Linked DNA regions of Homo sapiens: all the other regions are linked to region 1. The links are chromatin contacts, found by Hi-C or POLR2A ChIA-PET in ENCODE. All regions are on one chromosome and are shown on one strand. Each heading gives the region's core, a stretch centred on a gene start or an enhancer-like site at or near the end of the contact. The rest is flanking DNA. Distances are from core to core; before and after follow the strand shown.

Region 1 (6,737 bases), core at 3,491-5,990:
ATCCAGAGAGATGGAGTAACTTGCCCAAGGTCGCACAGCTTGTGTGGCAGAGCTGGGCTCGGGACCAAGGTCTGACTGTTGGCTCCACACCCTGCAATTAATCTGCTGTTCACTGGGAGAGGTGATTCGTGTATTTCAAGATTATAAGAACAGCTCAGACATGCTTAACTTACTAAGAAACTGGTATTGGACTTTTCACACTTTCTCTGAGTTCAGAGCTGGGCCATTTCCTGTGTAACAGGGATCTCCAGAATATCAAAAGACTTCACAAATCACAGTGGTGCCAAAGAAGACAGATTTAATACTGGTTTTCAGGATGACATCAGTTCTTTTTCTCCATTTTTAAAAGTAGGCAGTAATGATGACAGCATATAAAACAAATATATACCAGGTCGTAGCTTCCAATTTCCTCTTATCAGAATTGACAAATGTCCCACACCGTGCAGGAAGAGTGCAGTTAAGAAGGGGCACAGAGTTATCTGTGAGTTTTCATTACTTTTGTTCATTATACTGCTGCATTCCCAATCTTTTCACCCTCAATCCTGTGGGTTAAAGGACTGCAAATGCAGCAGTGTAATGAGCAAAAGTCTAAGAACTTTTTCTGGAACAACTTAAAGTCTCAGAATTGGACAGAATTTGGAGGACAGCTGGTTTAGTCCCTCCCCCGTGGCAGGCAGGAGTCCCTCCCAGAGCACCCCCTGCTAGGCAGCCATTTAGCTTTCCCTAGAAAACGCTCTGGAGAGGAGTCACTCTTTTCTACTCTCCTTGCTAGGAAGCTCCTCATATTGCACTGACTTCGTGCTTATGTATTGTTATAAACCAAGTCACTGTTCTTCAGAGCAGAATGGATACCAGCTCATTAAAAGACAAATGGCGACAAATTATCTTTGTGACTGTGTTCTCTTCCCAAGGTGATCTGATGAGCCATCAGTAATAGATACCCCCCAATAGGGTGACCAAGCCTACTTACCCCTTTACCCCTTAACTCACTCTAGGTAGAAATGGGATACACATCCTGTCTGTGAATTTGATGTAACCCAGGAGAGAGACAAGGGGTAACTTCAAGGTTTTATGTAGCTGAAAGATGACCTTCAGGCGGGGGATGACTTTGTTTTTTGCCTTATTTTATTTTATTTTATTTCAAAATCACACATTTGTTTAGCTCTAAGAGTTAAATACCACTACAAAGCTAATAATGAAAAACAGCAGTCTCTACCTATGGTCTCCCTGTCTTTACATCTTCCTCTCCAGAGGCAACCCCTTGCAAGTCTTCTGGCCATTTCTTCTGGTGTTTATACTTAAATTTCTCAATAATGTGTTGATACTGTTATTTCTTGATTTTTCAGTTTTAGGTATAATCCAATTTCTTCCTATCACAGAAAATGAGGATTGAGCATGGCTTCACCTCTCCTTCCTTTCCCTGGTGCTGCTCCTGACCCCCAACCCCCACCACTCACATGCAAACTTCCTCTTCTATCTTCCCAATATAGTTGCATCATAGTTTTTGGTTGAGTCAACATGTATTATTTAGATTTATATGATGATGTAGATCTTGCTCACAGCTGAGCCATGCAATGAAATCCAGAAAGAATAAAGAGGCATGACTGACCTACTTAACAGAGAAAACACACATGTGACCTGAGGTGCCAAAGCCCTCCCTGGAGTGTTCCACACCAACTAATTCAGACTGCGGGGAAAGGATTGCTGAAGGTTACTTGTTCTGTGCCTGCCAGGTTGAAGCAAGACCAACTGCTGAAGGGGTGGGCGAGGTTTGCCTCCCTTCCTAAGGAGGTGGAAGTGTGAAGATTTTGCACACTGGACAAATAAAGAGATGAAAACAAGGGTGAACTCAAGACAGCAAAACAAAGCCATAAACCAGCCCCTACCCGTGTGGGAACCTTGCTGAAGAGTTTGATGTTTTTCCTTTTTCCTTTGCACTCTGGGAACAGTCATATGAAGCATCCTGTTTAAATACTTTTCTCCTTTGAAGCAATACCCTCTAGTTACTCATGACCCTTCAGTGATTCACAAACCATCTTGTGCTTCCTATGAGTTGATGTAGGGTGGGCTGGGGACCAGGCAGTAAGAGAAGCCTGGCGTCTCCACATCACCACTCTGCAAGCTTCCGTTTTCTCCAGAGTGTTCTGAGTCTGTCCTCCCCAACCCCTCCCTGTCGGGCTAGGCCATTTTGCCTGCTGTCCCTCCACCGGCATTGACAAGCCCTAGGGGCACCACTGCTTAGGGGAAGGGCAGCTTCTGCATGTGGCCCTCTCCTGGAGAAAAAACATGCTGATTTTGTTTTTAAAATAAATGTTAGCTGGAGCACTGGCTCACACCTGTAATCCCAGGACTGTGGGAGGCTGGGAGGATCACTTGAGCCCAGAACTTCAAGACTAGCCTGGGCAACATAGCGAGACCCCATCTCTACAAAAAAAAAAAAAATCTCCTTAAGCTGATAAGCAACTTCAGCAAAGTCTCAGGATACAAAATCAATGTGCAAAAATCACAAGCCTTCCTATACACCAATAACAGACAAACAGAGAGCCAAATCATGAGTGAACTCCCATTCACAGTTGCTTCAAAGAGAATAAAATACCTAGGAATCCAACTTACAAGGGATATGAAGAACCTCTTCAAGGAGAACTACAAACCACTGCTCAACAAAATAAAAGAGGACACAAACAAATGGAAGAACATTCCATACTCATGGATAGGAAGAATCAATATCATGAAAATGGCCATACTGCCCAAGGTAATATAAGATTCAATACCGTCACTATCAAGCTACCAATGACTTTCTTCACAGAACTGGAAAAAACTACTTTAAAGTTCATATGGAACCAAAAAAGAGCCCACATTGCCCAGACAATCCTAAGCCAAAAGAACAAATCTGGAGGCATCACACTGCCTGACTTCAAACTATCCTACAAGCCTACAGTAACCAAAACAGCATGGTACTGGTACCAAAACAGAGATATAGACCAATGGAACAGAATAGAGTCCCCAGAAATAATACCACACATCTACAACCATCTGATCTTTGACAAACCTAACAAAAACAAGCAATAGGGAAAGGATTCCCTATTTAATAAATGGTGCTGGGAAAACTGGCTAGCCATATGGAGAAAGCTGAAACTTACATCTTATACAAAAATTAATTCAAGATGGATTAAAGACTTAAGTGTTAGACCTAAAACCATAAAAACCCTAGAAGAAAACCTAGGCAATACCATTCAGGACATAGGGACGGGCAAGGACTTCATGACTAAAACACCAAAAGCAATGGCAACAGAAGCCAAAATTGACAAATGGGGTCTAATTAAACTAAAGAGCTTCTGCACAGCAAAAGAAACTACCATCAGAGTGAACAGGCAACCTACAGAATGGGAGAAAATTTTTGCAATCTACCCATCTGAAAAAGGTCTAATATCCAATCCAGAATCTACAAAGAACTTAAACAAATTTACAAGAAAAAATCAAACAACCCCATCAAAAAGTGGGTGAAGTATATGAAAAGACACTTCTCAAAAGAAGACATTTATGCAGCCAACAGACACATGAAAAAATGCTCATCGTCACTGGCCATCAGAGAAATGCAAATCAAAACCACAATGAGATACCATCTCACACCAGTTAGAATGGCGATCATTAAAAAGTCAGGAAACAACAGATGCTGGAGAGGATGTGAAGAAATAGGAATGCTTTTACACTGTTGGTGGGACTGTAAACTAGTTCAACCATTGTGGAAGTCAGTGTGGCGATTCCTCAAGGATCTAGAACTAGAAATACCATTTGACCCAGCAATCCCATTACTGGGCATATACCCAGAGGATTATAAATCCTGCTGCTATAAAGACACATGCACACGTATGTTTATTGCGGCACTATTCACAATAGCAAAGACTTGGAACCAACCCAAATGTCCATCAGGGATGGACTGGATTAAGAAAATGTGGCACATATACACCATGGAATATTATGCAGCCATAAAAAATGATGAGTTCATGTCCTTTGTAGGGACATGGATGAAGCTGGAAACCATCATTCTGAGCAAACTATTGCAAGGACAGAAAACCAAACACCGCATGTTCTCACTCATAGGTGGGAATTGAACAATGAGAACACTTGGACACGGGGTGGGGAACATCACACACTGGGGCCTGTAGTGGGGTGGGGAGAGGGAGGAGGGATAGCACTAGGAGATACACCTAATGTAAATGGTGAGTTAACGGGTGCAGCACACCAACATGGCACATGTATACATATGTAACAAACCCGCACGTTGTGCACATGTAACCTAGAACTTAAAGTATAATTTTAAAAAATCTAATAATTAAAATTAAAATTAAAATTTGCAACTTGTCCAGAGATTAGGAATTAAAACCCAAACTTAAGTATCTTAAAATTTCTATCTAATACAATGGAACCAATCTTTAAGATACTCTCATTTATTAAATTTCTCCATCTGTGTTTGTATGATACTGCTTGTGTGTCTAGAATTTTTACTTCTGCCCAAAGAAATTTTGCTTATTGTTGCTAAGTTTTTAGAACACCGTCCCTTGATGGGGAAAAATAAATCTATAGGGATTTAACTAGAAGTCCTACTTCAGAGATTACTTTTCAAGATGTGTAGAAAGAAGAGGGCCAAGGAAAACCTCACTGACCTTTTCCCCCAGCAATGAAAATGTTCAAGTTTCTTAAAATAAAAAGCAAGCACCTGAGTGTTATTTATAATTTCAAACGTTCAGTTTCAGTTTCTAATCCACCAAGTCCTCCACCTCCAAAGCTCACAGTGACTTTCCTAAGCAGCTTCATTTCACACGGTTCCCTGTTGTCTGCTTTCTTTTATGGGTCTGTAAACTCTAGAAGATTCAGTTATGCAAAGGAGGTTACAAATGCTGTCTTTAAAGGAGGGGAGAAGCAGAAAGGTAAGTGGAAAAAGCCAAATGAGCCACCAGGGCTGCTTCCTGAGAAAGCTGACCTCCCTCTTGTCTTCATTGGAGGGTAAGTCCTCAGTTGACACTGTCAATAGGTCTTTGGAAACTGCAACTTTAAGCGGAACGACATAGGACAGATCAATTTTACTGAAGGCTAACTGATACAAACAAGAGTTAAGTTCCCTTGGCACGTTTCTGATCACAAAAACATTAAACTTCTAAATAAAGATCAAAACACTTCTAATTTTAAACCTTAAACTAAATGTGAGCTAAGGTACATTTAAGAAAGAATAGGCCCAGCATGGTGGCTCATGTCTGTAATCTTAGCACTTTGGGAGGCCGAAGCATGATGATCGCTGGAGGCCAGGAGTTCAAGACCAGCCTGGGCAACATAGGAAGACCTCATGTCTACAAAAATAAAAAATAGCCACGTGGCAACATGTGCCTGGACTACGTGAGTTATATCTTATGACTTTCAAGTAATTCTTTGAGAGCAAGGCATGAAGGAATTGGAATCAAGAGGAATTGGCAGAATTGGGGGAAGGGTTTGAAAAGGAATTTGGGACAGGACTAAGGCTACCTTTATTAAATGTCTGTTATCTTGTTCATTGTGGAATTTTTTAAATATCAATTTTGATTGGATTACGATGCTATATTTTTTAATTACTGAGTTTTGTTTGTTTGTTTGTTTTTGTTTTTGGCAAGCCCTTAAATTTTGTTTGCATTTAATACAAGGCCTGGAAACCAGAGAAGATGACCAATTTCAAAACCAGAGAAGCAACCCTAATATGAAGTTCCAAATGGTGTGGCAGGAAGGTAGCAAGACACCTGGGGCAGATAACAACGGTTTGAGCACCTGCTCTGTGGCAAGCTGCCTGAAGGGACTTGACACACACTTGCAGACAGTTCTCAGAAAAGTTCAATAAATTGCCCAAGGCCAAAGAGCTAGTAAGTTGTGAGCTTGGATTTGAAGCTGATTTTTCTCTTCATTGCAAAGCCCTGGGCAACAGTCTTTTTGCCATGAATCGGGAATAAACAGGAGAGAGCATGGAGATGGCAACAGACTCAATTTATGAATGAAATTCTATTTTATTACTTTTAAATACAGATAAGGCCAGGCATGATGGCTTACACTTGTAATCCTAGAACTTTGGGAGGCTGAGGCAAGAGAATTGCTTGAGGTTAGGAGTTCAAGATCACCTTGGACAACACGGGGGGTTGGTTGGGGAGGGGGAAGAAAGAAAGTGAAAGAAAAATAAATACAAATAAATACCAAAAGAGACCAGTACACTCTCCAGGGGCAAATAATGAATAATATTTCAAATCACTATCTTATTTTTTTCAACTTTATTGAGCTATTATTGAAGTAGATAAGCTGCACATATTTCCATGTAAAAGTTGGTCAGTTTCGGTGTGTGCATACCCCTATGAAATCACTCCCACATCAAGATAGCATTTTCTTTTTTTTGAGATGGAGTTTTGCTCTTGTTGCCCAGGCTGGAGTGCAATGGCGCAATCTTGGCTCACTGCAAATTCCACCTCCCAGGTTCAAGCAATTCTCCTGCCTCAGCCTCCCAAGTAGCTGGAATTACAGGTGCCTGCCACCACACCCAGCTAATTTTTTGTATTTAGTAGAGATGGGGTTTCACCATGTTGGTCAGGCTGGTCTCGAACTCCTGACCTCAGGTGATCCACCCGCCTCGGCTTCCCAAAGTGCTGGGATTACAAGTGTGAGCCACCACGGTTGGCAGGATAGCATTTTCATTACCCCCAAAAGTTTCCTGGTGCCCTTTTGTAATC
Region 2 (7,223 bases), core at 2,026-4,525, 330 kb before region 1:
TAATGCTTTTATTATTTTAGAGATGGTTTGAACCTTATATTTTGTTTAGTCCACCCTCATCATTTTGATGAAGTAATTAAGTCCAGAGAGCATGTAACTTCGTAAGCTTTACAGTCTAAGGTTACATATATAACTCTAAAGGAAAGAACAAAAACCATAATACTTCCAAAAATCCCTGAAGCAGTGCGTAGTATTTTTTCAGAAAGCTTTCATAAATACAGTGTATTTTCTCTATAATTTAATATTATCATTATTTTGTCTAGCATTAATTTGGTATCTATAATAAATAATTGATTTTAGCCTTAACTTAGCTGTAGAGTCCTAAGGATTATATATTTATATATTTTTTCTATTAGACAGGCATTTTCTTGTCTCCTTTCACAACATACGTGGTTCAGTAAAACATAAAATCACTTGTCAATAGTTAGTATTAATATAAATATATAATATCGTGTCTATACATTTCACTTAATTTTTGAATCCATGAATTAGGAATTATCTAGATTTATTAGGCTTAAACAAATAATTATTTGCTTTGTTTTGTGCTGTACTGTTGATAAAGAAGCTGTCTATATGTTATTATATTTGATCCTCACAACCACCTTATGAAGGTAGGTTGGACAGCTTTTATTATTTCTGTTTTATTGATGAAGAATCAGGTTTGGTGTTTAAGTAAATTGCCTACATTTTATAACTTTAATAATTTGCTCCTATAGTTACCCATTTATTTTTATGTTACTGGTTAGTCATGGTAGTACTTACTGTCTTGTTTCTTCTAGGGAATACAAAAGTCTTGATTTTTATTCTAGACGATTTAAGAAGACCAATTTGGGTCATTTGGCATGACCCCAGGGCTAGCTCAGGTGTAAGTAATACGGGGTGAGCATCCCAAATTCGAAAATTCAAAACACTTTGTAATTCACAACTTTTTCAGCACCAACATAACACTGAAAGGAAATGCTCATTCAATTCTCAATTGGATTTTTGGATTTTGGATGCCCACTAGGTAGGTATAATGCACATATTTCAAAATCTGAAAAAATAAAATATCCAAAACACTTCTGGGGTTAAGCATTTCAGATAAGGGCTATTCAACTTGTGTAAGTTAAACTTCTCTGAATGCCAGGATTCCTTTTTTTCCCTTTTAGCAAACTCCTGTCCTTATTTTAGTTTTAGTTCAATGTCACCTTCTCTGTGAAGGCTGCCGTTTTTCACAGGATGCAGAAATCTCTTATTCCCCTGTGCTTTCTCATAGCACTTTTGTACTTGCCTCACTTGGTACAAGTATTATTTGTTCATGCCATGATTGATTATTGAGCTCCTTGAAGACAAAAGTTGTGATATACCTCTTCACTTCTCCATGGCCTTGAATTAACCATAATGGAGCTCAGTAAATGTTTTTAAAGTAAATGAATGAACAAATGGTACATGCTTGATGTGTGTCTGTAAACTGTATAAGCCAAACATTGTGTACTCCCTGTTTCTGGAATAACTGTGCAATGCTAAACATTTCTTTGACTACTTACTATATGATGTCTGCTGGTTTTTGCTGCATAAATATTCTGATATCTTCAGTTGGTGCTTAGCCAGTTTATTCCTGTTCCACTGCATCACTTATGATTATTTGGGACCTGGATGAAGCAGTTTCATTGTAATGTTGTATTAGTTGAATCTGTGATTTTATAAAATACGAATTAAATTTCTTATAAAATGAAGTTTGTCACTCATATTTGTCTAAATTTGTTTAAAAATAAAAATCCTAGCTAAACTCTTGCCTATCCCAGAAATGAATTTAAGGACCGTATTCCTTATGAATTATGAAGGGAATTTAAAAGGGAAGCATCCAGGAAGGTGTAATTAGTGTCTGGTAAACTGGCTCTTGTGTTTTCTCTGCCTTTCCTCTCTTTCTTTTACCAGCTACCTGTAGACCATTTCCCTGTTTATTAGCTGCAGTACCAGAAGGTGGAATAGGAAATGAAGTTTACATCCTTCAGTTTTGTTATTTGTTAGCTGATTTCTTAAATTTTAGGTGTGAAGAACTATAAAAAAGTTAGGTTGTTTGTGCTGCATCCTTATTATTTTTTGTATCCTGTTATCACAGGCATTGATGACTTATGTATAATTGAGTAAAGCTGCAGGAAAGAAAAGCACTTAGGAAATGCCTCTTCAGATTTTCAAGATCTTTTCACACCTCTCTTGGAGAAAAGAATTTAAAAAAAAAAAACCTAAATGGATTCTAATTATTTTCTTTATCTGTGGTATTTTGTTTTGTTAAATAGTGTGTTATATAATGAATAGTGGAATTGGGTTCAGTTGTGAATTACAGGAAGTGACACATATGATAAAGATTGTGGTTTTATGTCTGTTCAACAAACCACAGTGGAACTGAAATGAAACTATAAATATTTTAACTACACCAATTGCTTTCTGCCGCCAAGCAGGACTAGTCCTAATGAAAACTAGATAAGCTGATACAAAGTTGTTGAGAAGCAGTACAGAATATAGGTCCTTATGTACCATCAGGAAACTTTAGCAGTTTTGAATCTTCTAGGCACACATTACTTTTGATCAGTAAGAAACAATTATTAGGTTATTTTACTCTTTTAAGAATTGAAGTAGCCACAATAAAGCTATTGTGTGTTTTTTTTTCCTTTGGGACAAGGATTTAGATTTAATAATAAAATGTGTTTTGTATAGTAAATATTCATGAAACAATTGAAAAGCAAATAAAAACATTCAATTTGTGTACTCTTTTCACAATTTACATACTAATCTGAGGCTGGGCTGGAGGAGAAATATATTCCCACATTATTCACTTACCAGGAGTATACCATACTTTCAGAAGCTTTTTCTTGACTAGTGATGACTCTTAAGATTTTACTGTTAGGATTTGAACACTTGTAGGTCCTTTAGTATACAGAAAACATTAGATATATTTAATGGGATAGCATAAGTAATTTCCATTCTCATTCTTTTCTTGAGTTTTAAAGTCTAAACCCATAGACTTACACACTTAGTCTTTGTCCACTAGTCAGAATGTTTACACTTTGCTAAGTAGTTATGAACGTCCTCTCCGGTGTATTTGTTTCATTTTTCACCATGTGAGGCTTGACTGCTTAGTTTGTGTGAGAGAATGTGCTACTGTGAGAAATATAATAGTGAATATCTAACCCCTCCGTATCACTGACCTTCGGTCTAGTAGAGGAGAGACCATTATAAAAATAACTAGGGAGCCCTTATATCCTAACTTCTCTTATCCTGGCAAAATTATCAATATCACCCTTTTTCACTTTCCAGTGTTGTGGTTTGGGTGATGAGTGATATAGTCACACTGTGAGTAATGAGGGGAAAGAACAAATATTTTTAACCTGATACTTTTTCTGAATTCATGTTTAGGTGGTAGAGGATACCATTTGATTCTTGGAGACTCCCAAATATAATTTTCTGTCTCATTTTGACTTCTTGTAGATACATGCTTTGTAATCTTTTATTTTTATTTATTTATTTTTGAGGTGGAGTCTTGCTTTCTCGCCCAGGCTGGAGTGCAGTGGCGCGATCTTGGCTCACTGCAACCTCCACCCCTGGGGTTCAAGTGATTCTCTTGCCTCAGCCTCCCGAGTAGCTGGGATTACAGGCGCCTGCCACCAAGCCTGGCTAATTTTGTATTTTTAGTGGAAACGGTGTTTCACCATTTTGGCCAGGCTGTTCTCGAGCTACTGACTTCAGGTGATCTGCCTGCCTTGGCCTCCCAAAGTGCTGGGATTATAGGCTTGAGCCACCGTGCCTGGCCATCTGTAATCTTTTAAAAAGGAAGAGAAGGGTACCAATTATCTGGCTTTTCAAGATTTTTCAAAACATTTTTTGAAAAATTTCTGAGTTTTTGGAATTAACCCTTTGAGCAGCTGCTGAGATTTTTATGTTCTTAAATTGGTTAGATTAAAAGAAACATTTAAGATGTGTCTGTCCCTTGCCTTTTTCTAAATAATTTATGATTAATGTCACATATCCTATACAAAAAAAAGTATGAGGTTGTATGTAGTTTTGACTTGAGATTTTCCAGAAGTCTTTTAATGGCACATAAAGGTTTTTTGTTTGTTTGTTTTTGTTTTATACTTTAAGTTCTTGGGTACATGTGCACAACGTGCAGGTTTGTTATATATGTGTACATGTCCCATGTTGGTGCGCTGCACCCATTAACTCGTCATTTACATTAGGTATATCTCCTAATGCTGTCCCTCCCCACTCCCCCCACCCCACCACAGGCCCTGGTGTGGGATGTTCCCCACCCTGTGTCCAAGTGTTCTTATTGTTCAATTCCTACCTATGAGTGAGAACATGCGATGTTTGGTTTTCTGTCCTTGCGATAGTTTGCTGAGAATGATGGTTTCCAGCTTCATCCATGTCCCTGCAAAGGACATGAACTCATCCTTTTTTATGGCTGCATGGTATTCCGTGGTGTTTATGTGCCACATTTTCTTAATCCAGTCTGTCATTGTTGGACATTTGGGTTGGTTCCAAGTCTTTGCTATTGTGAATAGTGCTGCAATAAACATACATGTGCATATGTCTTTATAGCAGCATGATTTATAATCCTTTGGATATATACCCAGTAATGGAATGGCTGGGTCAAATAGTACTTCTAGTTCTAGGTCCTTGAGGAATCACCACACTGTCTTCCACAATGGTTGAACTAGTTTACAGTCCCACCAACAGTGTAAAAGTGTTCCTATTTCTCCACATCCTCTCCAGCACCTGTTGTTTCCTGACTTTTTAATGATCGCCATTCTAACTGGTGTGAGATGATATCTCATTGTGGTTTTGATTTGCATTTCTCTGATGGTAATGGCACATAAAGTTTAATCTGCAATACGGAATCTGATATACCACCCCTTTCCTCTCACCATCATCTACTCTATTTTACTAACATGAAACTCCTTAAGCAGCCTTTTAACTAGGACAAATACTTGTATCAACCAATACAGAAAGATTATTTATTGTTCTTATAGGCAGGTTTGTTTGTGGCTGCAGTTAGTATTAGACTGTCACTTGGGATGTTATTCTGGAATTGCTTTTTCTAATTCTTTCAGTGAAGGTATGTGACTCGTTCTCTTTTTTCCTTTTGCAAAGCAAAGGCTCGACAAAATTTTATAGACTGGTGAAACATTTTGCAGGTCTGAAAAAAGTGTTGTAAACCTGCTCATGAGGTTCAGACAAAACTTCTGTGCATAAATTAGGAGTTGGTGTTGTCTAGGAGTTTGTGAAGATTAAGTTTTTCAGGGTTCTGATTTCATGAAATGTCATTCTAGATTTCTGTCAATCTCAATTATAGGATGATAGAAGTATGCTGATTTCTCGCTTAATAATTATGTAGTATTTGCAATAAGTATACAATAAGAACTTATGTACTTATTGTACATATTATATGCAGTATACAATAAGTATACTTATGTTGTCTTATTACCATAAACAGAGCAGTGGTCATGATATATAAATACTGAGGAAATCAAATGTTTTCTTTTTTTGTGATCTAATATGAAAATCAATGCAACATTTCTGGATAATTTGCGACAATAAAAAAGAAAAGAAATATGAGGCATGCAGTAATCTTGACAAGCAAATTTCCTAATTTGCAAAATAAAAAATTACATTAGATAATCTCTAAAAAGAACCTTCTATCTCTGTGTCATCTTTGAATCTATAAAATACAGTTGGTCCCTGACTTACAATGGTTAGATTTAAATTTTTTTGACTTTATGATGGTGCAAAAGTGATAAACATTCAGTAGAAAATGTACTTCAGTGTGGTATTCAGTGAGTTACAGGAAATGTTCAACATTTTATTTAAAATAAGCTTTGTGTTAGATTGTGCCATATTTTGCCCAACTGTAGGCTAATGTAAGTATTCAAGCATGTTTAAGATAGGCTAGGGTAAAGCTATGATGTTTTAGTAGGTTAGGTATATAAATGCATTTTTGACTTTGGATATTTTCAGTTTATGATGGCTTTATTGGGATGTAACACCATTGTAAGTTTAGTCACATCTGTAGATTCATTTAGCTAAAATGCCGTAATCTCTCTCTCTCTTTTTTTTTTTTTGTTTTGAGACGGAGTCTCGCTCTGTCGCCCACGCTAAGTGCAGTGGCGCGATCTTGACTCATTGCAACCTCTGCCTCCTAGATTCAAGCGATTCTCCTGCCTCAGCCTCCTGAGTAGCTGGGATTACAGGTGCCCGCCACCATGCCCGGCTGATTTTTATATTTTTTGTAGAGACGGGGTTTCACCATGTTGGCCAAGCTGGTCTCGAACGCCTGACCTCAAATGATCCGCCCACCTCGGTCTCCCAAATTGCTGGGATTACAGGCATGAGCCATCGTGCCCGGCCTAAAATGCCTTAATCTCGATAGGCTTTTTGCACATGCACTATTTAAATTGAGTACAATACTCAATACTTACGCCCTTGCCCCCTTCTCCCTGGATCTTATTTGCTAAAGTAGACATTGATTTCTCTTGAAAATGTAACAAAATTTTTGTTGAACATTTTAGTGTTTAGTGAAAAGATGAGAATTCTCAGACATGAATTTTTTATTTGATAATAGGAAACTGTAGTTATAGGGGAAAGTCAGTATTTTGAAAAGGCAAACCAAATAGGCAAATATTTATGGAGTTTCTAACACAAGCAAGGCTCCCTCTGTCAGAATGGACATCAGGAAATGTCCACTGAGTGAACATTCAATAAATTTTATCAGTTGCTGTGGGGGATAAAATTATATATAATTTTCGCTTTATAGTTTGTTTTGAATGTTCTGGAAACAGTTAAAAGTAAATGAGTGTTTATATTTTGCCGAAGTATCAAGACAGAATAGTAGGCAGACAGTTGGTATTTAGGCAGGCAAAAGGGCAGATTCTCTGCCAAATGGTTGTAAATGAATTGACGCAAGGAATTTAAATATTAAGCTTTGATGAGAGATTGTTAAATTTTCTCAATATTATTGTTTCCATTGGTATGCAAGCTAATTAGATACAACAACTAATTGGAGCCGGTGGCTCAGACTGGCTTGCCACCATTGGCACACACACTGGATGGCGGCACAGTTGTTCTGATTGTTGGCTAGGAAGTCTTCCATCAAGGCTTAGCTGTAGTCTTATCTGCAAATTCCTCCTGGTCTTCTCTGGAGAACGTTGCCGTACATGGGTCTTTGGAAACAAGGAATTTCCCAGGAAATC
Region 3 (7,552 bases), core at 3,470-5,969, 490 kb before region 1:
CTTTCTTTAATAGCTATATTCTAGGAATACATATTTATGAGTGTTTTTAAACACTAGCTTGCTAAATACTTACCACATTCTCAGATTGTTTAAAATATGAACCATTGACCTTAACAATTACTACAACTTACTTTGCAGATAAACTTAAACTTGTGGTTTTCTGACCATCAAGCAGCCTATAATGTTCTACATTAAAGAATGAACCTGTGTCTATATTTGCTTTCAGTATTTTATGATTCAGTGTAGACATAATTCAAAATAACTGTCTCAACTTTGTCTTAATGCTTATAATTTCCTTTCAGCATTTTATAATTAGATCCAGAAATTATTCAAAATAACTGTCTCAACTTGTGTTAATGTTTATATAATTGTCCAAACCATATCAATTATTTTCTAATATTGTATCATTATACAATGAAATCAGAAGGGTTATTTAATAAAGGCAACAATGGGGCAAGAAGAAAGTAAAGAGCTCATTTTCCTTCTCATCTAAAAGTTATTTTTCTCTTTCAAATCTTACAATTATCGATATAATTTTTTATTTAGAAATTTTGTCGTGGTTTTAAAGTACTGACTGACCTGAGGGTTGAATGGCAATGTTGCCGCAGTGATGTATGAATATTGTTAGGACACATGAAGTTTTAAATAGGAATAAGTGATGACTATATTTGGGTTTGCAGAAGCCCCTAGAATAAATGGTGTCCTCACTTTAAATTTATGATGGAGTTGATTTCAGTATTGCCAGCATTAAACACACTCAGACTTCTAGTAAAACTCACAATACTCTAACCTTAATAAGAGGCACTGCAATGCCAAGAGTGTTTTTTATATAACAGTCAATCAAAAATGTTGCCACTATCCTTGCACTTATATGTATAGCATTCATAATTATACCCCCAGTATTCCTTCTTTGACCCCAAATCATCTGAGGCACAATGATATAAAGGTAACTTCTCCACTAATTAATTCAAGGTTCATTGAGATTTATGAGCTTCTAATTTCTCTACTTAAGACATCAAGATGCCATTTCCTGCCCTCTCTGCTTGTGACATTTATCTCAAATGAAGGCTAAATAAAAGATTAGCTTAAGAATTAAGACCAGAGTCAAATGCATTAGAAAACAGAAGCATAGATAAGGAACTATAGAATTTTAGAGCTGATAAAGATTTTAAAGATAGGGTACCCAACATTACAAAGTAAACTGAAGCCCAAGAATGTATAAAGACCTTCCAAATCTTGCATAGCTGGTTAAAGACATGAAGCTGATGTGAGAATAAGTAGAAAGGAGTCTAAGTATGTTTGATAAGTACATAAGAAAGGGTAAGAAAATAAAGTCTTGGCAATATAGGTATCTATACACTATTCCCACGAGGGCAGAACGGTTTATAGTAGCGGTCCCCGATCTTTTTGGCGCAGCAGTCTCACGGAAGACAATTTTTCCATGGATGGGGGGCTGGGGTGTGGGGGATAGTTTCAAGATGCAACTGTCCCACCTCAGATCATCAGGCATTAGTTCAATTCTCATAAGGAGCACATAACCTAGATCCCTCAAATGCACAGTTCACAATGCGGTTTGTGCTCCTATGAGAATCTAATGCCACTGCTGATCTGACAGGAGGCAAACTTCAGGTGGTAACGCTTGCGTGCCTGCCGCTCACCTCCTGCTGTGTGGCCCACTTCCTAACAGACCACGGACCAGTACCGGTGCATGTTCCGGGGGTTGGGGACCCCTGATTTATCAAACACTGCTCAGAACATACCATCTAGGCTGGACGCCTTGGCTCAAGCCTGTAATCCCAGCACTTTGGGAAGCTGAGATGGGTAGATCACTTGAGATCAGGAGTTTGAGACCAGCCTGGCCAACATGGAGAAACCCCATCTCTACTAAAAATAAAAAAATTAGCTGGGCATGGTGGCAGGCACCTGTAATCAAAGCTCCTCAGGAGGCTGAGGCAAGAGAATCGCTTGAACCCAGGAGGTGGAGTTTGCAGTGAGCTGAGATTGACCCATTGCATTCCAGCGTGGGTAACAGAGAGAGACTCTGTCAAAAAGAAAAGAAAAGAGAAAATACATTCTAATATAGCTATAAGGTGTGAAGCTCTTATCTGCTGAGGTTGTTCTTCTACCACAAGCAAGAGCCAGCAGGGTTCTCACCATCCCTTTTAATATAAGGATCTGTCCCCTAGATTTACCCCATAAGCAGTGTCTATGTTGGACTACTACAGTCCTAATTTTTTTTTATCAACAGAAAATACCAGCTTTTAATCAAATGCACAGAGAAAATGTTTTAGATAATGAGGATATTCCCCGGTTTGTTTTAAATCTAAGGAAGAGGAACAGGAGGGAAGTAATGACGTGTCAGGGACAGCATAACCTCTATGACTAAGGATAAAGAGGGAAAACCTTCTTGCCCTCAAAGTGAAATCCCCTTCTATTTTAGGAAACACTCCTTTACTTTAAAGAATCTCTCAAATGAGTCACTAGGGTTAGATCATATTCTTCTGGGACATTTACTTTCCAAAGGATAAAATTTTCATGCATCAGTTAGAAAGGAAAAAATATAATCTGGCAAATAGGAGGCAGAACAATCCCTTTCCAAATGCTCTGTCTGTTCTGTCCTCTTAAGTCAACAGAGCACAGCTAAATATGGCAGACAATAAAGATCTCAGTTTTGTGAAGATAAAAAGATTCAAACCTGGTCAGGCGCAGTGGCTCATGCCAGTAATCCCCACACTTTGGGAGGCCAAGGCTAGAGGATCACCTGAGGTCAGGGGTTTGAGACCAGCCTGGCCAACATGGTGAAACCCTGTCTCTACTAAAAACACAATAATTAGCCAGGTGTGGTGGCAGGCACCTGTAATCCCAGCTACTCAGGGGGCAGAGGTTGCAGTGAGCCAAGATCACGCCACTGCACTCCAGCCTGGGCAAAGAGCGAGACTCCATCTAAAAAAATAAATAAATAAATAAATAAATAAATAAAAATAAATAAAAGATTCAAACCCAAGTCTTTAGTCCCAGGGTTTCATGTAGCAGCTTTTCTGTAGCTACTGCCCCCACAAAGCCCCTACTTTGCCTGAGCATGATGTGTTTCAGGGTGGAGAAGTGGACTATTACGGTGCTTTGAAGTATTTTTCAGCTTTCTGGCTGAAATCATAAATGTGTACTTTAAGTCAAGCTAGATAGAGACATATGAATAGATGCTGTTTTATTGCTCACCCATTTAAAATGCAAATGATAGTACCAAAAATTACCAAAGTCTACACTCCAGATGTTCCTGTTATTCACAATGGCTTTTTATTTTTTTGGCTACACTTATCCTCTCCTACATATCTCTGAATTTATTCTACCACATAACCTTCCTTATGAAAACACCTACTTATTTCTTAAATAATTTTGTTGTATATATTTAAAGAGTTGGAATCAAAAAATAAATTCATTTTCTCAAGTAATGAAAAAGCCAGATCTTCATTTCCATATCCCAAAAGTCAATTATGTAGAAATAAACAACATAAAGTGACAGACAACCTATTTATGAAGCTACATTGATTGCTCTGTGAAAACAAAAGTAGCTCAGTTTTCCTCAAGAGCATGTGAGGAGAGGTCTACAGTAGGACCTTAAAGAGAGGCACTAAAGTTCTTTGATAGGTACCCAACTCCCCATGTGAGATTGCTTAATTCAGTCTTGAACATAAAGGAAAACACACACACACACACATACACACACATGCACACACATGTGCATGCACACACACAGGAAAACTCAGTCTCTTTCTGAATGAAGGCAAAGCCCTATTGCTGGACATAAATGATAGGATGTGGTTTCAAGCATAGCAAAATATACACTCATTCTTCATTCATTCATTCATTCAATTACTCAGCAACTGTCTATTAGCAATTTCTACGTGCCAGCATCACGCTCAAATGAGAAAGACATGGTCCCTACCTTCAGAAGCTTCAAATCCAGTGGAGGGAGGAATACACTATTAACACTCTATTGACTGGGATTCTTAGCATTACAAATGACAGAAGTTACATAAGAACTTATGTGTGGGGAAGTTATTGGAGGTAACTGAATGTTCTAGTTGTAGATGTCAGGTATGACTGAGTCAAACAAAATCAACAGGCAATCTGTCTCATTCCATATTGGGGCTTTCCTTTTCTTTGATTAATTTCACTCTCAAGGCAGTTCTCACCTTATGGTGGTAAGAAGGTCACCAATAGTTCTAGGCATACATATCACCAGCTTAGGAACTAGTGTGGAAATAGAGTCCTTGCCCATTTTTTCCAACAAAAGTCCCAGAACTGACGCTAATTTAACCTAACTGGGGTCACATGCTCACCCCCGACTCACTCTCCATGACTACAGTGATAGAACATCTTACTTGGCCAGGCCAGTAGACTGAAAGTATGGGAGGGATGTTTTCACTAAGAAAAGAGGATGTCATTCAAGAAGGGGAATGGGTGCATGTAAAAAACAGATGTCCACCGCAACAACATCACAAGGCTGAGCATGAAACAAGGGTAACAGAGAGTGCTAAAGCAATATAGAAATAGAACATTTAATTGCAATGAAAGGAGGGGACTTAGGAGGCAGGCAGGTAGTTGTCAAATTCATAGAAAAGTGGCATTTTCGAAGCGGCAACTCTGGAAAAAGATCTGGGAATTCCCCACATATTTAAACATAGCTTTATCTTATGACTCAGCAATTCCACTCCTAGGTGTATACCCAAGAGAAATGAAAGCAAATGCGCATACAAACACCTGTACACAAAGGTTAAGCAGTGTTATTCACAATAGCCAAGAGGTATAAATAGTCCAAACCACCCGTCGACTGACAAATTTAGATAAGCAAATGTGGTACGGACACATAGCGAAATATTATCTGACCATAAAAAGGAGTGGAGTGCTGATAAACACTACAACATGGATAGACCTTGAAAACATTACGGTAAATGAAAGAAGCCAGACCCAAAAGACCACTTACTATATGATTCTGATATGAAATGTCCAGAATGGGGAAATAGAGACAGAAAGATTTGTGGTTGCTTAGAGCTGAAGGGAAAGGGGGACCTACAGGGTATGGGTTTTCTTTTGAGGGGATGAAACTGTTCCAAAGTTTACTGTGGTGATGATTGCACATATTTGTGAATATACTAAAAGTCACTGAATTATACACTGTAAATGGGTGAACTGTACAGTATGTAAACTGTATTTCAATAATGCCATTTTGACAAAATAATATTTAAAAGACAGGTTGGATTTCAACAAGTGTAATCTCAGGCTAGTACATATGAGGCTGGGGAGTTAATGTGACAATAGACATAGTGAGTTGCCTCACTTGTTTTACAAGTACGGCAGAGTCATGTGAGTCTCTAGAGGATGCTGTGGTGTGCAGCCCAGATTTCCCTTTCAGAACTAAACAATCTAGTTCCACAGCTACTGGGAGCACACCTGACAACAGCCCTCCACAGGAATTGCCCTCAGCAGCACAGGGCTACTCACCCAAGACCATGTCCCTCCCCAGCAAGAGCCTCCATCCAGTGACTGGTTGCTGTGAGTGTGTATAGAGGAACTGGACAGCCTTTTTTTTTTTTTTTTAAAGACAGAGTCTCGCTCTGTTGCCCAGGCTGTAGTGCAGTGGTGAGATCACAGCCTCCAGCTCCTAAGTTCAAGCTATCATCCTGCCTCAGCTTCCCATATAGCTGGACTACAGGTGAGTGCCACCACACCCAGCCAACTTTTTTGTACTTTTTTGTAGAGATGAGGTCTCATCCAGTCCGGCCTCAAACTTCTGGCCTCCAGGGATCCTCCCACCTCAGTCTCCCAAAACTCCCACAGGTGTGAGCCATCCTGCCCAGGTTCAGAATAGCTGTGAAAGGCCACTTATGCTTCAAAGCTCACCATGGGTTGTCTGAGGACTTTGCTGCGATCACACTGCAGCTTCACATCTCATCGTACCCACTCCTGGTTCCCTCTCCCGCTTCTTCCCAGAGTCTGCTTTCCATAGAATCCAATCTGCAACGTGGTGCATAGAAGATGGCGCATAAAAGGAACATAACTTTTAAACAGACTAGAAAATTAGATTTGGATTAAACTCTAGAGGACCTTGAATGCCATGTTAATGAATGTGATCTTCAATAGAATATAGGAAAGTAATCATTATAATTATATTTGGGTTAAGCAACCCAAGCAACCAGGTTAAAGAATTACCTAGAATGAGGCAAGATAAAGGACAGAAATACAAGTTAAAAAATCAATCCAAGAGTACAGGCAAAAGGACAAGTTAGTGGAGACCACAGACAGGACTATGGCAATGAGAATGAAGAGGAGGAAAGAAATTGGGAGACATCATAAGAGAATGAACTGGGTTTGATGAATGATGAGGTGAGAGATATTTTAATAGTAAGAAAGAAGATGAAAAAGACTACAAGTTTTCTAGTCTCAGAGTTGGCTAACAATAAGAAGAGTAGCACAGTGATAAGATGTATCAGTCAGGGGCCAGTAAAAAAACAAAAGCCACACCAGTTATTTTAATTGCCAAAAAAGAATATAATATAACCATATTTAGAGAACCACAAGGCAAAAAGGAACAATAAGGTACCATGGGCTGGGTACAATGGCTCACACCTGTAATCCCAGCACTTTGGGAAGCTGAGGTGGGAGGATCATTTGAGGACAGGAGTTTGAGACCAGCCTGGGCAACACAGTGAGACCCTTTTCTAGAAAAAAAATTAAAAATCTAGTAGGACATGATGGCATGCACCTGTAATCCTGGTTACTTGGAAGCCGAGGCAGAAGAATCACTTGAGCCCAGGAGGTCAAGGCCACAGTGAGCCATGATCATGACACTGTAAGACAAAGCAAGACCCTGTCTCTAATTAATAAATAAATAAACATGGTATCATGAAGTAAGCAATAGCAGGAGGCAGCTGCCATCCCTAGGACTGGGGGAACAAAAGGAAGAAACTATAATTATTAAAATATAGAAGTTTAGAGGGACCGAGTGTGGTAGCTCATGCCTATAATCCCAGCACTTCGGGAGGCCAAGGCAGGAGAATTACTTGAGGCCAGGAGTTTGTGAACAGCCTGGACAACATAGTGAGAACTGCTGTCTCCAAAATTTTCAAAAATTAGCTGAGCTTGGTGGCATATGCCTGTAGTCTAAGTTACCTGGGAGGCTGAGGCAGGAGGATCACTTGAGCCCAGGAGGTGGAAGCTTCAGTGAGCCATGATCCCATGACTACACTCCAGCCTGGGTGACTAAATGAGAACCTGCCTCTCAAAAAAAAAAAAAAAAAAAAAAAGGAAGGAGAAGTAGTAGAGTAGTAGTAGTTTGGTGGAGGAACCCCATAGATCTGGGGACTAGACCTTGAGAAGTAGGTGTTTTCAACTGCTGTTGCTGTTCCTGAGTCTGGTGGTGTCCCATGGGGCTGGAATCCAAGCCTTTGAGGAGGGCACATCGGCCAGTGATGCTGGTATTTGAAGGATGGGGATGGGAAGTACAATAAAGATAGCTTTGCAAGTGTTGGGAAAATTGCAAAATAGGAATTTA
Region 4 (7,349 bases), core at 1,818-4,317, 430 kb before region 1:
TTCTGAGTTTACTGATCTTACTTTTATGTAAAAACAAAGATAACAATTTTGTGTAGGAAAAATTCTAATAGGACTTACTTTGTGGTGAATCTAATATGGTTCTTCAAATGAATCATGTACAGTTTATAAACTTACAGTAATAATATTCAAAGAATGTTTCACTCAAATAGAACAAATATTTCTTTGTTAGGTAAAACCGTTTAACCTAAGACTTTTTGTCACTCTTAGGACTGTATTACATCAAAGCCGTTTCAGATGGCAGATCATTGTTTAGCTTTTGGTGGTCAATGATTATAAGTGGATGGATTTGTGGAAAAACCCCAGTTTGAATTAAACCTAACATCCTTTGTTTCTTAGGATAATATTTGTTTTAATGGTCTGAATCTTTAAAAAACCCATATTATTAATATATTACATATATTATTTTTGTAACCTTTTTTATGAACAATTGAACTGATAAATAAGTGAACTTTATACACTTCTTTGCTTAAATTTTGACAACCCCAATCACCGGCAAAATAAACAACTTTGTTTTAATAAGTTTGTTTAAGGCTCATTTTTAATAAATGAAATCCACATACAGTATCATGTGATGTAGACTGCAATTTTGCTATTAGATAAATGGGGAAAGGAACTATATAAAGGTTATTATTTAAATAAACAAATAATTGAACCATAGTTCTATTAAAAGTAAAAGAAACGTTTAACTATAGTGTCATCTGAAATTTGGAGGTTTACTTTGTCTTTGAGCCTTAGTGACATCATTACTAGTTCATATGTAAGCTCTTCATAAATAGAGCAAAATGTGTATTACAGGTTTTAATTTTTAAATGTAGAAGTCACACATAATAAGCCCTTCAAACAGTTTCAGGGAAGATATCTACTTTAGTTAATTTTCTGACTTGGGAATTTGTAAGGAAATTCTCACTTGTGGGCTGAGGATTGGATAGCTGATAAGTTTGCTTTAGAAGCTAGGTCTGCAGTGCAGTGGCTTTGGCTCCTTTTATTGATTCTAAAACAGTTGCTTGGACTGGGTCAGGCAGAGAGAAAGGTTATTTACCTTCGTATGGCACTCCCTTTGGCAAGCAAAGGGTCCTCTGTGCTGTAGCTGATAGAAAATGTAAAACTGGTTAATCAACACTTATCAGTGTGCTTGTGTTACTTAATATGGATGTTTGGTGTGCTTATTAAGTGCATCACTGTGGTCTTTGGACTGTTTGGTGTCAAATATTTGGTTGTGGTTTGTAGTTAATCTGCCCATCTGTATTTCGGTGAAAATGTGGTTACCATCTTCAGAAAGAGATTAGATTGCAGTGTTAGTTTGGCTTATTTTTGGTCAAAGTTAACAGTGCTTTTGTGGTTGATTTTTACAAGTTCTGCACTGCCTGCATTGGCCTAATGACTGTAATGGATTAATTTATCAAAATAGAGCAAATTAAAGTTATCTGCCTAATAGAAGTCAGAGTCCTTTACTTAATCAGTTAAGTCATATCTCATTTCAGAAGAAAGCATCCCCTTACTCTGCTCCCTTTGTGGATTACCTCTCCTATCACACATGCCTCTCAAAACCCTGCCTTTTGGTTCCCTGGGTAGTTGTTAGTCTGCTATCACATGTAAAGATTATATGTGAGGGAACATCTGTGGGTTTTACCTGTTTAGTCAGAGAGTGGAGAACGATTTTTTCTACTGGTTGTCTGGGTAGGGGTGGGTGTGTGTCACATTCCACTTTGAGTGTGGTTTATCCTATTTTCGGGAACCTTAACAGACAACCCAATACTGTGTGTTTGTCAGGTTAGATGGAACCTCTGAATTTTGGTGCATCTCTTAGGTGATATCTAGTTAAGCTTCTTTTGGAATCATATTGAAGGAACTGTATGTGTTTAAGCGTTGTGCAAATCTGTTATTTAAAGAAGTTGAGACTATCAAGTCACCCCGAATCACAGCATTCAGTGTAGATAAAGTTTTATGTAAGGCATTTTTAGAGGAAGTTATTCTAATATAGTATTGGTTAATTTTTTTTCAGGTTTTGAATAAACAAATATTATTTTAAAGAACACCTACAAATGATTTAATAGATTGAATTATTTCATGTAGGAGATATTTGCCTCTACATATTTCAGTTTTTTCTCACTTTATTGTTGTCTTTGAAGTAAAAATGCAGTAAGATAGTTTTATTTTTGAAGTTGGGTTAAATATGTCATCCTTTTTAAAAACATTACTCACAGTTTAATGGGTAAATATTTTAAAACAAAACTTTATAGCTAAGAAAAAATTTCTGCTCATAAAATCGTAGCGTCTGTAGGGCCATAGGCATAGAAAATTACACTTCATTTGAGTGAAATTTGGTATATGCTTAGAGTATTTCCTATAAGTAGTGGAATATATTTTTCTTGGCCTTAACTGTCATGTTGGCTAACATAACTGACCCATGACATTTGCAAGGGTTCTATCCTGAGGCCTTCACAGATCCACTGATCAATAAATGTTTTCATACTACTGCTGAGTTAGAGGTGCTGGGCAGTTGGTTAGAATTGCTCGTTACCTTGGTGCCTTGCACACCAGCTTAGATGGATAGAGTGGGTCAAATTGATGCTTTATCCTTACAGACCTCTAACAGGTAGATTCACTGCCCCTTATAAATGACTACAGGTTGTAACTTTCACAGTTCTTCACAAATTGTTAAAAGCAAGATCTTAGATCTGTGCATGTCAGTGTGTTCATTTATACTTCCTCGGTGCTAGTGGAGAACTGGCAGCTAGTGGGCCAGCAAATCTCCAGATAAAAATTAAAATTAAAATCGTCATCATCCAAAGGATAACTTGCTCCTCTGTATCACAGAGAAGCTAACTTGTTCAAATGCTATTATGATCTGCTACTGCTAAAGTTTGTATTAGGTTTACGAGCAGGGGAATGACAGAGAATCCTTATTACTTTTTGGAAGAAAAGACTAAGGTAAAATGATTTATTTGGATTTTGATTTTTGGTCTAGTAATTGAACAAGTAAAAGGAGGAAGTAAACCAAAAAAGAGGATGTAGTTATACTAGCAGTTTACACTTCTATTTCTATGTGTTTCAAGAATCTGCTCATGGAACACTGGCGCTGCTTTTTAATTTTGTCTTTTATTTGATAACAGCTTTATTGAGATATAAAGTGTAAAATTCACTTATACTTTTAGGTTTTTAGTATAGTCTCGGAGTTTTGTAATCATCACAGTCTGTTTTGCAATATTTTGATACCTCCCAAAAAATAATCCATGCCTTTTAGCAGTCACTCCTTCCCCATTTTCCCCCAGCTCTTTCACCACCAGCCCTCGGCAGCAATTAGTCTACTTTCTGTTTCTATAGATTTGCCTTATCTGGACATTTTGTATAAATGAAATCTTGTGTGCTTTTTGTGTCTGGCTTTTAAAATTTTTTTTACAAAGTGTAATATTTTCAAGGTTCATCCATGTTGCTGCATGCGTTAGTACTTCTTTTTTTTTTCTGAGACGGAGTTTCGCTCTTGTCGCCCAAACTAGAGTGCAATGGCGTGATCTTGGCTCCCTGCAAGCTCCACCTCCTGGATTCAAGCGATTCTCCTGGGTCAGCTTCCCGAGTAGCTGGAATTACAGGCGTGCGCCACCATGCCTGGCTAATTTTTGTATTTTTAGTAGAGACGGGGTTTCACCGTGTTGGCCAGGCTGGTCTTGAACTTGATTACCCAAGTATTTCTTTTTTAAAAATATTTTTAATTGAGGTAAAATATACATACATGATTTACCATCTTTACCATTTTTAGTGTAAAGTTCAGTGAATATACATTTATATATTTATATTCTTTTTTTCCTCTTGATCCCCCCACTCCCCTTCCTGGCCTCTGGTAACTACCAGTCTACTCTCTATTTTTGAGATCTACATTTTTAGCTCTCATGTAAGAGTGAGAACATGTGACATTTGTCATTCTCTGCTGGGCTTATTTCACTTAACCTTGCCTGTGGTTCCATCCATGTTGCTGCACATGACAGGATTTCATTCTTTTTTATGGTTGAATTAAATATTCCATTGTGTGTATATACCACATTTTCTTTATTCATTCATTTGTTAATGGGCACTCAGGTTGGTTCCATATTTTAGCTATTGTGAATGGTACTTGGGTAAACATGGAGGTGCAGATATCTCTTTGATACATTAATCTCCTTTCTTTTTGATATATACTGATATGCTTTGGCAATGTCCCCACCCAAATCTCATCTTGAATTGTAGCTCCCATAATTCCCACGTGTTGTGGGAGGGACTGGCGGGAGATAATTGAATCATGGGGGTGGTATCCCCCATACTGTTCTTGTGGTAATGAATAAGTCTCACGAGATCTGATGGTTTTATAAGGGGAAACCCCTTTTACTTGGCTCTCATTCTTCTCTTGTCTGCCACCATGTGATGCGTACCTTTCACCTTCACCATAATTGTGAGGCCTCTCAAGCCAGGTGGAACCATGAGTCCATTAAACGTCTTTTTGTAAATTGCCCAGTCTCAGGTATGTCTTTATGGGCAGCGTGAAAATGGACTAATATATAAATATATATACCCAGTATAGGAATTGCTGGATCATATGGAAGTTCTGTTTTTAGTTTTGTAAGTAACCTTTGTACTGTTCTCCATAGTGGCTGTACTAATTTACATCCCAACAACAGTGTACGAGCCTTCCCCTTTCTCCGCATCCTTGCCAGCATCCGCTATTGCCGTCTGTTTGATCTAAGCCTTTTTAACCTCAGTGAGATATTGCATTGTAGCAATGTTGAGCATTTTTTAATGTACCCTTTGGCCATTTGCATGTCTTCTTTTGAGAAATGTCTGTTTACATCTTTTGCCCCCCCCCCCTTTTTTTTTTTTTTTGAGTTGTCTCTCTCTGTCACTCAGGCTGGAGTGCAGTGGCGTGATCTCTGCTCACTGTAACCTCTGCCTCCTGGGTTCAAGTGATTCTCCTGCTTCAGCCTCCTGAGTAGCTGAGACTACAGGTACATGCCACCATGCTCAGCTGATTTTTGTATTTTTTTTTTTTTTTTGAGATGGAGACTCACTGTGTCACCCAGGCTGGAGTGCAGTGGCATGATCTTGGCTCACTGCAACCACTGCCTCCCAGGTTCAAGTGATTCTTCTGCCTCAGCCTCCTGAATAACTGGGATTAGAGGCATGCACCACCACACTTGGCTAATTTTTGTATTTTGAGTAGAGATGGGGTTTTACCGTGTTGGCCGGGCTGGTCTCAAACTCCTGACCTCAAGTGATCCTCCTGCCTTGGCCTCCCAAAGTGCTAGTATTACAGGCGTGAGCTGCGCTTGGCCCTTTTGCCTGTTTTAAATTGGATTATATATATATATTTGCTGTCAAGTTGTTTGAACTCTTTACATATTCTGGTTACTAATCCCTTGTCCCTTGTCAGATAGATAGTTTGCAAATATTTTCTCCCATTCTGTGTGTTGTCTCTTCACTTTGTTGATTGTTTCCTTTGCTGTGCAGAAGCTTTTTAGGTTGATGTAATCCCAGTTGTATATTTTTGCTTTGGTTGCCTGTGCTTTTGAGATCTTACACAAGAAATCTTTGCCCAGACCATTGTGCTGTAGTGTTTCAGGTCTTAGATTCAAGTCTTTAATCCATTTTGGTTTGATTTTTTTTGTGTATGGTGAGAGATAGGGGTTTAGTTTCATTCTTCATATATAGTTATCCAGTTTTCCCAGCACCATTTATTGAAAAGACTCTCCTTTTCCCATTGCGTGTTATTGATGCCTTTGTCAAAGATAAGGTGGCTGTAAATGCGTGGATTTATACCTGAGTTCTCTCATCTGTTTCACTGATCCATGTGTCTGTTTTTATGCCAGTACCATGCTGTTTTGATTACTATAGCTTTGTAATAAATTTTGAAGTCAGGTAGTGTGATGCCTCCAGCTTCATTCTTTTTGCTCAGGATTGCTTTGGCTATTCATAGTCTTGTGGTTCCATGTAAATTTTAGGTTTTTTTTTTTTTTTTTTTTTTTTACTATTTCTGTGAAGAATGTTATTGGTATTTTGATAAGGATTGTATTGAATCTGTAAATTGCTTTGGGTAGTCTTGTCATTTAAAAATATTGTTATAGTTCTTCTAATCCATGAACATAGAATACCTTTCCATTTTTTTGGTGTCCTATTTATTTCATCAGTTTTATAGTTTTCTTTGTATGAGTCTTTCACTTCTTTTGTTAGATTGATTCCTAGGCATTTTATAATTTTTGTAGCTATTGTAAATAGGATTGCTTTCTTGATTTTTTTCAGGTTATTTGCTGTTGACATATATAAATGCCACTGATTTTTGTGTGTTGATTTTGCATTCTACAACTTTGCTGAATTTCTTGACAGTTCTAACAGCTTTTTTTTTTTGGTAGAGTCTTTAGGTTTTAACATCACGTAATCTGGGAACAAGGCTGATTTGACTTTTTCCTTTACAGTTTGGATGCCCTTTATTTCTTTTCTCTTGCCTAATTGCTCTGGCCTTTGTTCCTACTTGTTACCAAATAAACTTCCATTTTTATGGATATACCACATTTTATTTTTCTTCTCATCAATTGATGGATATTTATATTGTTTCCACTTTTTTGCTACTATGAATAATGCTGTTATGAACATTTATGTACAGGTTTTTGGGTAGACATTTGTTTTCATTTCTCTTAGATATGTACCTAGCAGTGGAATTGCTGGGTTATATAGTAAGTCTGTGTTTCCTGCCAGCAGTGTATGAGGGCCCAGTTTTTCTCCACAACTTTGGCAGCACTTGATGTTGTCCTTTTTTTTTTTTTAATGATAGCTATCCTAGTAGATATGAAGTGGTATTTTGTTGTGGTATTGATTTGCATTATTCTGATGGATGATGGATGAGCATCTTTTCATGTGCTTATTGTCCATTTGTTTATCTTCTTTGGAGAAATGTTAGTTCAAATCCTGCTCCATTTTTTAATGACTTGTCGTTTTATTGTTGAATTGTAAGAGTTTTTTCAAAATACATTTTGGATATAAGTCCTGTACATCAGATATATAATTTGCAACTATCTTCCTCCATTCTGTGGATTTTTTTTTTTTTACTTTCTTGATAATGACCTTTGAAACATAGAAGTTTTTGCTTTTTGTGAAGTCTAAATATCTGTTTTTTCTTTTGTTGTTTGTGCATTTGGTGTCATATCTTAGAAACCATTGCCTAATCCAAGACCACGAAGATTTACATCTGTATTTTTTCCTAAGAATTTTACAGTTTTAGCTTTTACATTTTGGTTTCTGATCCTTTTTCAGTTAATTTTTGTATGTGGTATGAGATTAGAGTCCAATTTCATTCCTTTTGGCTTGTG

Evidence for each region. Hi-C counts contacts between places; a loop is a spot of excess contacts on that map. ChIA-PET counts read pairs that join two places held with the same protein, here RNA polymerase II (POLR2A). Pooled maps may share reads with other maps.
Region 2: a map with no recorded cell type shows a loop between it and region 1 (6-fold over the local background). The contact joins two enhancer-like sites. A Hi-C loop is called at or near these places in 1 of 168 maps with a recorded cell type or tissue (PC-3), 4 of 37 single-sample maps with no recorded cell type and 4 of 50 pooled maps.
Region 3: a map with no recorded cell type shows a loop between it and region 1 (12-fold over the local background). The contact joins two enhancer-like sites. A Hi-C loop is called at or near these places in 22 of 37 single-sample maps with no recorded cell type and 5 of 50 pooled maps.
Region 4: a map with no recorded cell type shows a loop between it and region 1 (5-fold over the local background). The contact joins two enhancer-like sites. A Hi-C loop is called at or near these places in 16 of 37 single-sample maps with no recorded cell type and 5 of 50 pooled maps. POLR2A ChIA-PET finds 5 or more read pairs at or near these places in 1 of 52 experiments (activated CD4-positive, alpha-beta T cell).

What each region holds. Positions count from the first base shown.
Region 1 is chr3:23,648,996-23,655,732 of GRCh38, forward strand. It overlaps LOC105376993 (a long non-coding RNA gene), which reads left to right. Exons shown (of 3, transcript XR_940651.3): 3 at 5,673-5,989. Among named protein-coding and RNA genes, the nearest start is that of UBE2E1, 150 kb to the right of the region's middle. RefSeq lists a silencer at 5,750-5,933. Within about 2 kb of position 4,741, at least 3 of the 41 ENCODE cell types and tissues checked have a DNase peak (open chromatin) inside an H3K27ac peak, as active enhancers do.
Region 2 is chr3:23,322,581-23,329,803 of GRCh38, forward strand. The region is part of intron 3 of UBE2E2 (ubiquitin conjugating enzyme E2 E2); the gene reads left to right. Among named protein-coding and RNA genes, the nearest start is that of UBE2E2, 120 kb to the left of the region's middle. Within about 2 kb of position 3,276, at least 3 of the 41 ENCODE cell types and tissues checked have a DNase peak (open chromatin) inside an H3K27ac peak, as active enhancers do.
Region 3 is chr3:23,157,657-23,165,208 of GRCh38, forward strand. No RefSeq gene overlaps it. Among named protein-coding and RNA genes, the nearest start is that of UBE2E2-DT, 42 kb to the right of the region's middle. RefSeq lists enhancers at 4,163-4,422, 4,533-4,682. Within about 2 kb of position 4,720, at least 3 of the 41 ENCODE cell types and tissues checked have a DNase peak (open chromatin) inside an H3K27ac peak, as active enhancers do.
Region 4 is chr3:23,218,169-23,225,517 of GRCh38, forward strand. All of the region lies in intron 3 of UBE2E2 (ubiquitin conjugating enzyme E2 E2), which reads left to right. Among named protein-coding and RNA genes, the nearest start is that of UBE2E2, 19 kb to the left of the region's middle. Within about 2 kb of position 3,068, at least 3 of the 41 ENCODE cell types and tissues checked have a DNase peak (open chromatin) inside an H3K27ac peak, as active enhancers do.